Linked DNA regions of Homo sapiens: region 2 is linked to region 1. The links are chromatin contacts, found by Hi-C or POLR2A ChIA-PET in ENCODE. All regions are on one chromosome and are shown on one strand. Each heading gives the region's core, a stretch centred on a gene start or an enhancer-like site at or near the end of the contact. The rest is flanking DNA. Distances are from core to core; before and after follow the strand shown. Region 1 has its middle 19 kb from the start of ZDHHC19. Region 2 holds the start of MUC20 (mucin 20, cell surface associated).

Evidence for each region. A loop is a pair of places that touch in the nucleus more often than their neighbours do. ChIA-PET counts read pairs that join two places held with the same protein, here RNA polymerase II (POLR2A). Pooled maps may share reads with other maps.
Region 2: a loop to region 1 is called in a map of K562, with 2.9 times the contacts of the local background. The contact joins the promoter of MUC20 here to the enhancer-like site in region 1. A Hi-C loop is called at or near these places in 1 of 168 maps with a recorded cell type or tissue (K562), 2 of 37 single-sample maps with no recorded cell type and 2 of 50 pooled maps. POLR2A ChIA-PET finds 5 or more read pairs at or near these places in 1 of 52 experiments (A549).

The regions. Positions count from the first base shown.
Region 1 is chr3:196,190,150-196,194,728 of GRCh38, reverse strand. No RefSeq gene overlaps it. Among named protein-coding and RNA genes, the nearest start is that of ZDHHC19, 19 kb to the left of the region's middle. RefSeq lists enhancers at 351-480, 541-670, 1,602-2,265, 2,221-2,290, 3,251-3,869 and a cis regulatory region at 283-942. Within about 2 kb of position 1,933, at least 23 of the 41 ENCODE cell types and tissues checked have a DNase peak (open chromatin) inside an H3K27ac peak, as active enhancers do.
Region 2 is chr3:195,719,728-195,724,306 of GRCh38, reverse strand. MUC20 (mucin 20, cell surface associated) reads right to left here and starts at 3,329. Exons shown (of 4, transcript NM_001282506.2): 1 at 3,224-3,329. The coding sequence starts at 3,299.

The DNA.
Region 1 (4,579 bases), core at 684-3,183:
GGAGCCAAGGAGTGACCCCAGGCCTGCAAAGCCGCCAGGTGCCTGACTGTCTAGGGCTCCTCTGAGAGGTCCCCAGCTGGCCCCTAGGACCTGAAGAAAGGGGTTAGACCCTGGGATGGGGTGCCCAGGGCAGCGACCTCCCATCTCCACGCCTTTCCTCCATGGGCCTTCTGGAAGGCTCACAAGCTTCATGGGCATGTGGGGTGGGGCTCAGCCCCATCATTCCTCTCTGTGCCCAACTAGTGTGCTGTGGAGAAGTCACTGTCCTGTGCGTAGCCTCAGCTTCCTCGTCTGTAGGACTGACAGTCATAGCCACCTCCCAGGGATCACAGGATCCTAACTCTCTAGGAGAGGAAGGGACCCGGGCTGCCTCATCCAGCTGCCCCCGACCCCCAATTTCATAAGCAGGGACTCTGGGGCCCGGAGAGGGAAGTGGTTGCATCAGATCACACGGTGCAGCCAGTCTGGTGACTCTCGGGTTCCCAGGCCGCTGCCCCATCCCTGGTCCTGGGCCATTCCAGAGGAGACAGGCTTGGCTGGCAACCCCAGGGCTCTGCTCTCCAGCCCCTGTGCCTCAGAGCTGGGCTGGGCTGGGCACAGGCCCAGGGAACTGATAAGAAGGTTTAACTCTCTTCAGCCCTGTGCTGCCGGTGATAATGACCCCCTCCGCTGCCTCCCACTCAGCCCTGCCCTGCTCTGCCCTGCTCTGCCCTGCTCTGCCCTGACCCTTGGGTGGGGGCCCTGCAGGTGGCTGAGGGTGGAGCAGGGCAGGGACAGATGGGGGAAGGGGAGGTCACCGCACTGCAGGATCCAGGGCCCAGAATCCTAGTACCTCAAAGGACACAGGCACCTTGCTGGCTCTCATGGGCAGCTGGGCACAGTGCCTGACACCCATGCTCCATCTGGGTCTGACTCCCTTCTCTTTAGTTCTTAGCATGCAGAGGAATGGCTGGAGGGAAGCAGCCCAGCGGCTGAGGGCTCGCCAGAACTCCTGTACTAACAAACCCTCGATGGAGCCCTGCCTGGGCCAGGGCCTGTGCTCAGTGTCCAGGCTGCCTCCTTCAATCCTCACGACTGCTCTATGGAACTGTTATTCTAGTTTCTGAGGTGAGGAAACCAGCATGGAGCAAACAAGCAACTCCCCAAGAGGCAGAAGTGCAGCCCCTGTGACTCGTAGCCACCACGAGGTGTGTCTGTGGGCAGTTTCCACATTTTATTTCAACGTGGGGTCACAGTTAAGACGCGGGCTCTGAAGGTGGGCTGCCTGGTTTCTCCCCCTGTAATGTAAGATTAATAATTGTATCTCTAGAAGAAAACACACACACACACACACACACAAGTCGTATCTCATCGTGTGGTTATGACATGGCTTACCTAGTGCATGGAAAGAGCTTGGCACAAACCCCCACACATGACAGGTGCTTCGCAGAGGAAGCAGTGACCATCATAGCCCGATAAAGGAGGCAGGAGGCAGACCAGGCCTTGGGATGCCAGTTACCATGACAACAGCCTCTGACTCCTGTCCGGCTGGGTGCGGGTTTCCCTGTGGCCCTGACAACAGAGGTAAAGGGTGCTGCTTCGGACACGAGGTCTTTGTTACTGTTTTACACAAAACTCCCCAACACTGGTGTCTCCAGGCCAGAAGGGATGGGGGCATGGGCTGAGATTCTTCAAGGGAATGAGAAGAGGGTCACCCAACAACGGCTCTGCCTCCTGTTAAGAAAGCAACTGCTGCTTCTGCTTTGTGGCCAGGCAGTGTTTCAGGCTGAAGGAAGGCAAAAGCAATGGTGTTCCGAGCTCTGTTCCAGGGTGGCTGCTCACAGCCTCCGCCCTCCCTGCTCCTCACCTGACCTCCCCCGCAGGCAGCGTCCCAGGCTCTGCCTCTCCACGTAGGCCTCTGCCTCACCTCTTCTCACCTTTCCACGCTTGCCTCCTCCCTTCCCCTTGCTCCTCCTCCTGTCTTTCTCTTTCTCTTCACACTCTTCTGCTCTCCCTCGATTGCTCTCTCCCTCCTTCTCTCCCTCCCACTTTTCCTGAACCACAGCTTCCAGGAACACAGAGGCAGCTGTCTGACAGCTTCTCACGTCCTGGCTGCGGTTCCAGGAAGGCCCTGGTCTGGGCATGGAAACCCAGGGCACTGTCCACCAGGCTGGAGGCGGGGCCCGCACAGGGCACCTTCGTCTGCCTCTCCCTGGGGCTTCCGCCTCCCACCTGGGCACCCACTTTCCCAGCAGCTTTCTGCTTGGGGAAGTTCTGCTGCTGAAACTGGGGATTCCCAAAGTGGAAGGGGCCCTGCTGAACAGCCAGCCACCTCCCTCACTTCTCAGCAAGAAGAAAACCAAGGCGGTGGGGGACGCAAGGCGGGGCTTCCCCAAGATCACACAGCTGAGCAGAGGCCAGGCCAGGGGGTCCCTGATCTGCCACCTGAGTCCTGGGCCCTTCCTGCCACCCCACGGAGAGGAGACGCCTGGGTCAGAGGCCCGGCCTGTCAACAGGAAGGGCACGTTCTTCCTCCTAAAGGCCTAGTGATCTGACTCCAGTGTAGCAATGACAGCAATGACAACACAGTTGAATGCTAATGGAGGTCCAGGCCTGGGGAAGCACTCGGCCTGCGTTTGCTCACTTAGTCCTCAGCCTCCTGAATGAGGCGCTGCTGTTACTCTTGTGGGTGTCTCGGGCCTGCAAAGACCAGGTGTGCTGGGCTGGGGGCTTCAGGACTACTGTTTTTTATTTTTATTTTTTTATTTTTTTGAGACGGAGTCTCGCTCTGTCGCCCAGGCTGGAGTGCGGTGGTGCGATCTCGGCTCACTGCAGCCTCTGCCTCCCGGGTTCACGCCATTCTCCTGCCTCGGCCTCCCGAGTAGCTGGGACTACAGGCGCCCGCCACCACGCCCGGACAATCTTTTGTATTTTTAGTAGAGACGGGGTTTCACCGTGTTGGCCAGGATGGTCTCGATCTCCTGACCTCGTGATCCACCCGCCTCGGCCTCCCAAAGTGCTGGGATTACAGGCGTGAGCCGCCGCGCCCGGCCCATTCAGAGCTACTCTTGCACTGATCTCCTGCGATTCCTTGACTGAGTGACCAGGGAGGAAGGTCCATGGTCTGAGGACAAGTCCTGAGGTGAACAGGGCTCCAGGCAGGATTTATTCCATGGCCCATTAGTATCCTTTGGCTGAACCTGAGTCATGCTGAACCTCATCTGTCCCCGAGTAGTGGTGGAGGCATGAGGTCAGCAAGTGAAAGCACTGACCCCTGGGCAGGGCCCTGGGCTGTCTGGGCTGGGAGACTCCCCCAGTCAGATTTAGCTCCTAGATGCCTGTTCCTCAGCCCCTAATGGGAGTGGAAAGATCCCTCCTGCCTGCCTTTTCCTGGCAGGGCAGTAAGCGGCTGTGTAGGGAGCACAGGCCGGGCATCCGGAGAGCTGGGTGGACAGGTGGCTCTGCTGCCAGCTGGATGTGTGGCCCTGGATGAAGCCCCGACCTCTCAGAGCTGCTCCGATCTCAACGTGAAGTTGAAACCAAACTCCATGCCCGGCCGACCTCACAGTGCGCTTGTAGGATCAGAAGGGTACATGATGGGCCGGGCATGGTGGCTCATGCCTGTAATCCCAGCGCTTTGGGAGGCCGAGGTGGGCGGATCACCTGAGGTCAGGAGTTCAAGACCAGCCCGGCCAACATAGCGAAACCCTGTCTCTACAAAAAATACAAAAATTAGCCGGGTGTGGTGGCGCACACCTGTAGTCCCAGAGGCTGAGGCAGGAGAATTCCTTGAGATACGGAAGTGGAGGTTGCCGTGAGCCAAGATCGCGTCATTACACTCCAGCCTGGGCGACAGAAGAAGAAAGAAGAAGAAGAAGAGGAGGAGGAGGAAAAAGAAGAAGAAGAAAAGACGAAAAAGAAGAAGAAAAAGAAGAAAAAGAAGGGAGAACCTTCATGGACTTGTATTCCTTTTCTTAGGCCAGGTCCAGGTGGGTGTGCGGTGGTTGTAAAGGAAACAGTGAGAGGGTCTGACTCAGGCGTGGGGACCTGGAGGGAGAAATTCCCTTTCTCTTCTGTCTCCATTTTCTCTCCTTGGGCCCTGAGCCTTTTGCAGGCTCTGAATTTAGATTATCTGGGGGGTGGGGGTGGTGGCTCATGCCTGTAGTCCCAGCACTTTGGGAGGCCGAGGCAAGTGGGTCATGTGAGTCCAGGAGTTCGAGACTAGCCTGGGCAATATATTGAGACCCTGTCCCTATATAATAAAATAAAAAATTAAATTAAACAGGGCATTGGGAAATGGTCAAGTCCGAGGATGGGCCACCTCATTCTGACTCCCAGGCAGACGGCCCGGCTCACCTTTCTTGGGTGACCTTCTCAGCTCCCTCTCTTCCCCACCAAGTATCTATCCCTAGGGGAAGGAGCTGGCCAGACTTGGATTTGGGGCAGAGATGGGGCCCCCTCTGCTCCCAGCTGGCGGCATAGTCTGTTAGCCACCCACAGCCCCCGGCCTCAGAGTGCCCTGGAGTAGAAGCCTCTGGAAGGCCTCAAGGCCTGGTGGTGCCCAGCTCACTCTGAGCCTTTGGTGGGGGCCTGGGCTGCT
Region 2 (4,579 bases), core at 2,080-4,579, 470 kb after region 1:
TGTCCCCTTCCCCGGATACTTTTCTCATCCAACACATAGTTCCCCATGGAAGTAAAAACCCTTAAAAGACGAGAAAGGCCTATGATTGTGCCTTTCGGGGTAGCTGGGTGGATTGAGGCGGGGGAACCTCCAGAGACAGGGTGGGCAGTGCTGCTGCCAAAGCGAGGGAGCCGGCAGAGTCCTTGGGGCTCCAGCAAGGGAAAGACGGCACCCCCCACCCTGCCGAGGCCCCTCCTGAATGAGGGCTGAGAACTGCAGGGTTGGAGCCTGGGAACCATGGAAACCGTGGCCAGGCATTTTCCACAGGACACCGGGAGACCCTGAGGCAACACCTAGCTTTTCAGAGAGCGGCTGCCAGCACTTCTGCCCAGAGCAGAGGCCTGTTCCCTTGACTGGCCCTGAGGTGGGAGGAATGGGAGTCCCCGAGGGAGGCTACGGTAGGATATCTTCCCTAGAGACAGGGTCTTGCTCTGTTGCCCAGGCAGGTCTTGAATTCCTGGGCTCAAGCGATCCTCCTGCCTCAGCCTCTTGAGTAGTTTACTACAAGATCTTTTCTGGCCTGAGAAAGGGGGCCTCCCCTGTCTAGAGGGAGATCGGGCTCTCCCTGTGAGTGGGCCAAGGAGCCTCTTGGAGAGGGTTTCTAGATTTAGCAAATAAAAATACAGGGTACTCGGTTAAATTTGAACTTGCATTTCAGATAAACGACGAATAACTTTTTAGCATGAGTATTTCTCATGCAATATTGGCTACATACTTACACTTAAAAAAAATTGTTACCTGAAATTCAAATGTAACTGGATGCCCTGTGTTTTATCTGGTAATCCCAGTCTTGGAAGGAAAAGGATCAAATACGAACCCCCTAATTCTCTGAGCCTTCTTGGTCCAGCCTACACAGCTGGAAGCCCAAAGGTGGCGCTCTTGGAGTCTGACCTCCCCTGGCACAGGGTTTGAGATGGTCTTTACCCAGCTCCACTGGCCCAAAAGTAGCCCATAGACCCAAAAGGGGCCTAGCACCTCTCCCCAGGGCATCAGGATGGGGCCCCAGGTCCCCAACTGGTTGTCCTGTGGACCTCAGGGAATGACGACGCAGGAGTCAAGAGCCTCGGTTGCAGCTCCCGCTGTGCCGCCCACGACTGGCTCCGGGGTCAGATGATCTGCTGGTTCAAATCCTGACTCAGCCTCCTACTAGCCAGGCCAGTCTCTAGACCCCTCCCAGCCTCCATGTCCTCACCTGAGAAAACAGGGTCACAATACCTGCCTTGCCAACGTGATGAGGACCAGCGGAGAAGGTGAAAGGGCTTATATTCCAAAGCCCACAAGGTAAGCATCCCTCCCTATGGAGTCCTCTCCCAGGCCACTGGAAAGCACGCATAGTTGATCTGACTATAGTGAGGAGTGCGGGCTGCACCCCCAGGCAGTATAGGCGAGTCCCGGGCACCCACTCTCATCCCTGGTCCAGTGCGGCCCAGCTGCACACACAAATCTCACTTTTGCAGGAACTGTTCGTCTGCCTTCATAATACAGTTTCTTCTCCCCACTTCAAGCCTGAGATCATTTCTTTGAGCCTTCTTGGTCCAGCCCACACAGCTGGAAGCCCAGAGTGGTGCCCTTGGAGCCCGACTTCCCCTGGCACATTTTCTGGCTTATCCAGGAGCCCCGGGGTGTCCTTTCTGCTGTGAAACCTCCTCATGCTCCCCAAGCCCACAGCCTCTCGGGTCCAAGGGGGTCTTCTCGAATACAGCAAATCCCAGCCCAGCCCCTCAGTAGCTCTGGAACACTGCGGCTCTCCTGGTACAATCTTCAAATCTGGTGGAGAGGAAAGCGTGTGGACTTGGGACCCTGAGTTGGAGAATCTGCTCTCTGCCCTGTGACCCTGGCCAAGTCTCTCAGCTCCAAGCCTGCATTTCCGCACCTGTAAGGTGGAGCTAACGGGACACGTGCAGCGCAGACCAGGCCACGGTGAGCACAGGCAGGAGGCCACGGGGTGCAGTGCTCAGGCCTGTGAGGAGTCAGATTCTGGCTCCGAGGAGTTGTTACTGGATGCCCAGAAGCACAGTGGCCTCACCCTTAAAGCAGTGGAGGTGGGGGGTGGTAAAAACAGGGCCGATCTTGCAGGGCCGTTGTGAGGATTAAAAATACAATGTATGATAATGATGCATCAAAGTAGGTTCCTCAGTCCTATCAAATGTGCCACTCTGGTGGGGGACGCTGATGATGGGGGAGGCTGTGAGTGGTGGGGATGGGAACTCCAGACTCTCCACTGCAGCTTTTTTTTTTTTGAAACATAGTTTCACTTTTGTTGCCCAGGCCAGAGCGCAAGGGTGCGATCTCAGCTCACTGCAAACTCCACCTCCCAGGTTCAAGCAATTCTCCTGCCTCAGCCTCCCGAGTAGCTGGGATTACAGGCACCTGCTACCACCCCCGGCTAATTTTGTATTTTTAGTAGAGACGGGGTTTCTCCATGTTGGTCAGGCTGGTCTCGAACTCCTGACCTCAGGTGATCCACCCACCTCAGCCTCCCAAAATGCTGGGATTACAGGTGTGAGCCACCACGCCCGGCCTCTCCACTCGAGGTTTAGAGGGAGCATAGAACTAAAAAAAAAATAAATCCTTTTCTATTTTTTAATGTATGTGATGAGTTTGGCACAACTCCTATTAGCGACAGGTCAGGGTTCATTCCCGTCTTTCACAAAAGCCCTGCCTGTCAGCATCCACCCTTCCCAAGCAGTTTGTGGCAGTTGGACTTTTCACACGAAATCTGTATTTTGAAGGAAATCCATGCTAGGTAATAAACTGGGAGGAGTCAGAATCTTGTTAAGCCACATTCTTCAGCTTTCTGCACAATGATCACCAGCTGGCACCTCCCTGCACCCCCGCTCCGTGCCCCACTTACTGTCCCACGTTCATAAAGACAAACTCTCAGCCATCCCTTACGATGGCAGCGTCATGGTTGATTAGCGTGTACTGCAGCGCCAGGCACGCTTACACTCACACACATCGTCATGGTTGATTAGTGTGTACTGCAGCGCCATGCACGCTTACACTCACACTGTCATTTGCACACTCTTTATCAACAATAATAGCACTTCACAAGTAGCACTGTGGTTCATTATAATCAACCCGAGAGAGCCTGCCCTTGCCCATGAAGGGTGGCTCATACTGAAATTCACTCCCAGAGCCCTACTAGGGGAGAGGCCCACCAGGCCCTTCTAGGCCTCCTTACCTGCAGAGCTCCCAGAGACCCCAACCTCCCAGCAGAAGAAGAAAAGGGGCAGAGCCAGACCCCAGAGACAGCCCATCCTAGCCGGCCACCGCTGCTCCACAGAACTGCTGGCTGTCTCTCGCGGGTACCTTTTCCTGCTTCCTCAAACCAGGGAGGAGGGGCAGCCTCCTGCCCAGGTGTGTGACCAGGTGATCACAAATGTGCAGGCTGAGGGCTGGCAGGTTGAGGCTGTCAGCAAGCTGACCCCCCTGCCTTCCTTGCCCGGTAAACACTCCACTGAAATTTGATTTGAAGATATGGAATCACTAGCTTCTTTTTTTTTTTTTGAGATGGAGTCTTGCTCTGTCACCCAGGCTGGAGTGTACAGTAATGAGATCTCAGCTCAATGAAACCTCTTCCTCCCGGGATCCAACAATTCTCCTGCCTCAGCCTCTGGAGTAGCTGGGATTATAGGCGCGCACCACCACGTCGGGCTAATTTTTGTATTTTTAGTAGAGATGGGGTTTCACCATGTTGGCCAGGCTAGTCTCAAACTCCTGACCTCAGGTGATCTACCTACCTCAGCCTCCCAAAGTGCTGGGAGTACAGGCATGAGCCACTGCACCCAGCCAAGTGCTTTTATTTTCTTAAGCCAATTAATTAGAGCTCTTTTATATATTTTCAGTAGCAAAACACTGTGTACACAACAACACATAAATACACAGATGTATTAGGTATGCTGAAAGAAGTTCATCTTATAGATTCATAAAGAGCTTTTTTCTTACACCTTCAAATTCTTTTTTACTTTTTTTTTTTTTTTTTTTGAGACAGAGTCTCACTCTGTTGCCCAGGCTGGAGTGCAATGGCTTGATCTCGACTCACTGCAAACTCTGCCTCCTGGCTTCAAGTGATTCTCCTGCCTCAGCTTCCTGAGTAGCTGGGATTATAGGCACCTGCCACCACATCTGGCTAATTTTTTTTGTATTTTTAGTAGAGACGGGGTTTCAACATGTTGGCCAAGATGGTTTTGAACTCCTGACCTCAAGAGATCTTTGCGGCTCAGCCTCCCAAATGCTAGGATTACAGACGTGAGCCACCGTGCCCAGCCACACCTTCGAATTCTTGATAACCTGTTTTACTACTCTAAGCGGTTGTCAGCTAAATAGCCTTGAATTTGCATTTTAAGGAAACTGAGGTGAAAATCGAATAGCAAAATTTACATCATAACGTATGGAGAGAAAAAGTCTGGTGTGCTGGAGGGAAATTAAAACAGATTTAATTGCCAATTAAACATAAAATTATAGAAATTATAAAGGCCTTTTAAATATATACACACACACAAAGATCCTATAGCTTTTACTTCAGAAATTTAGCCAT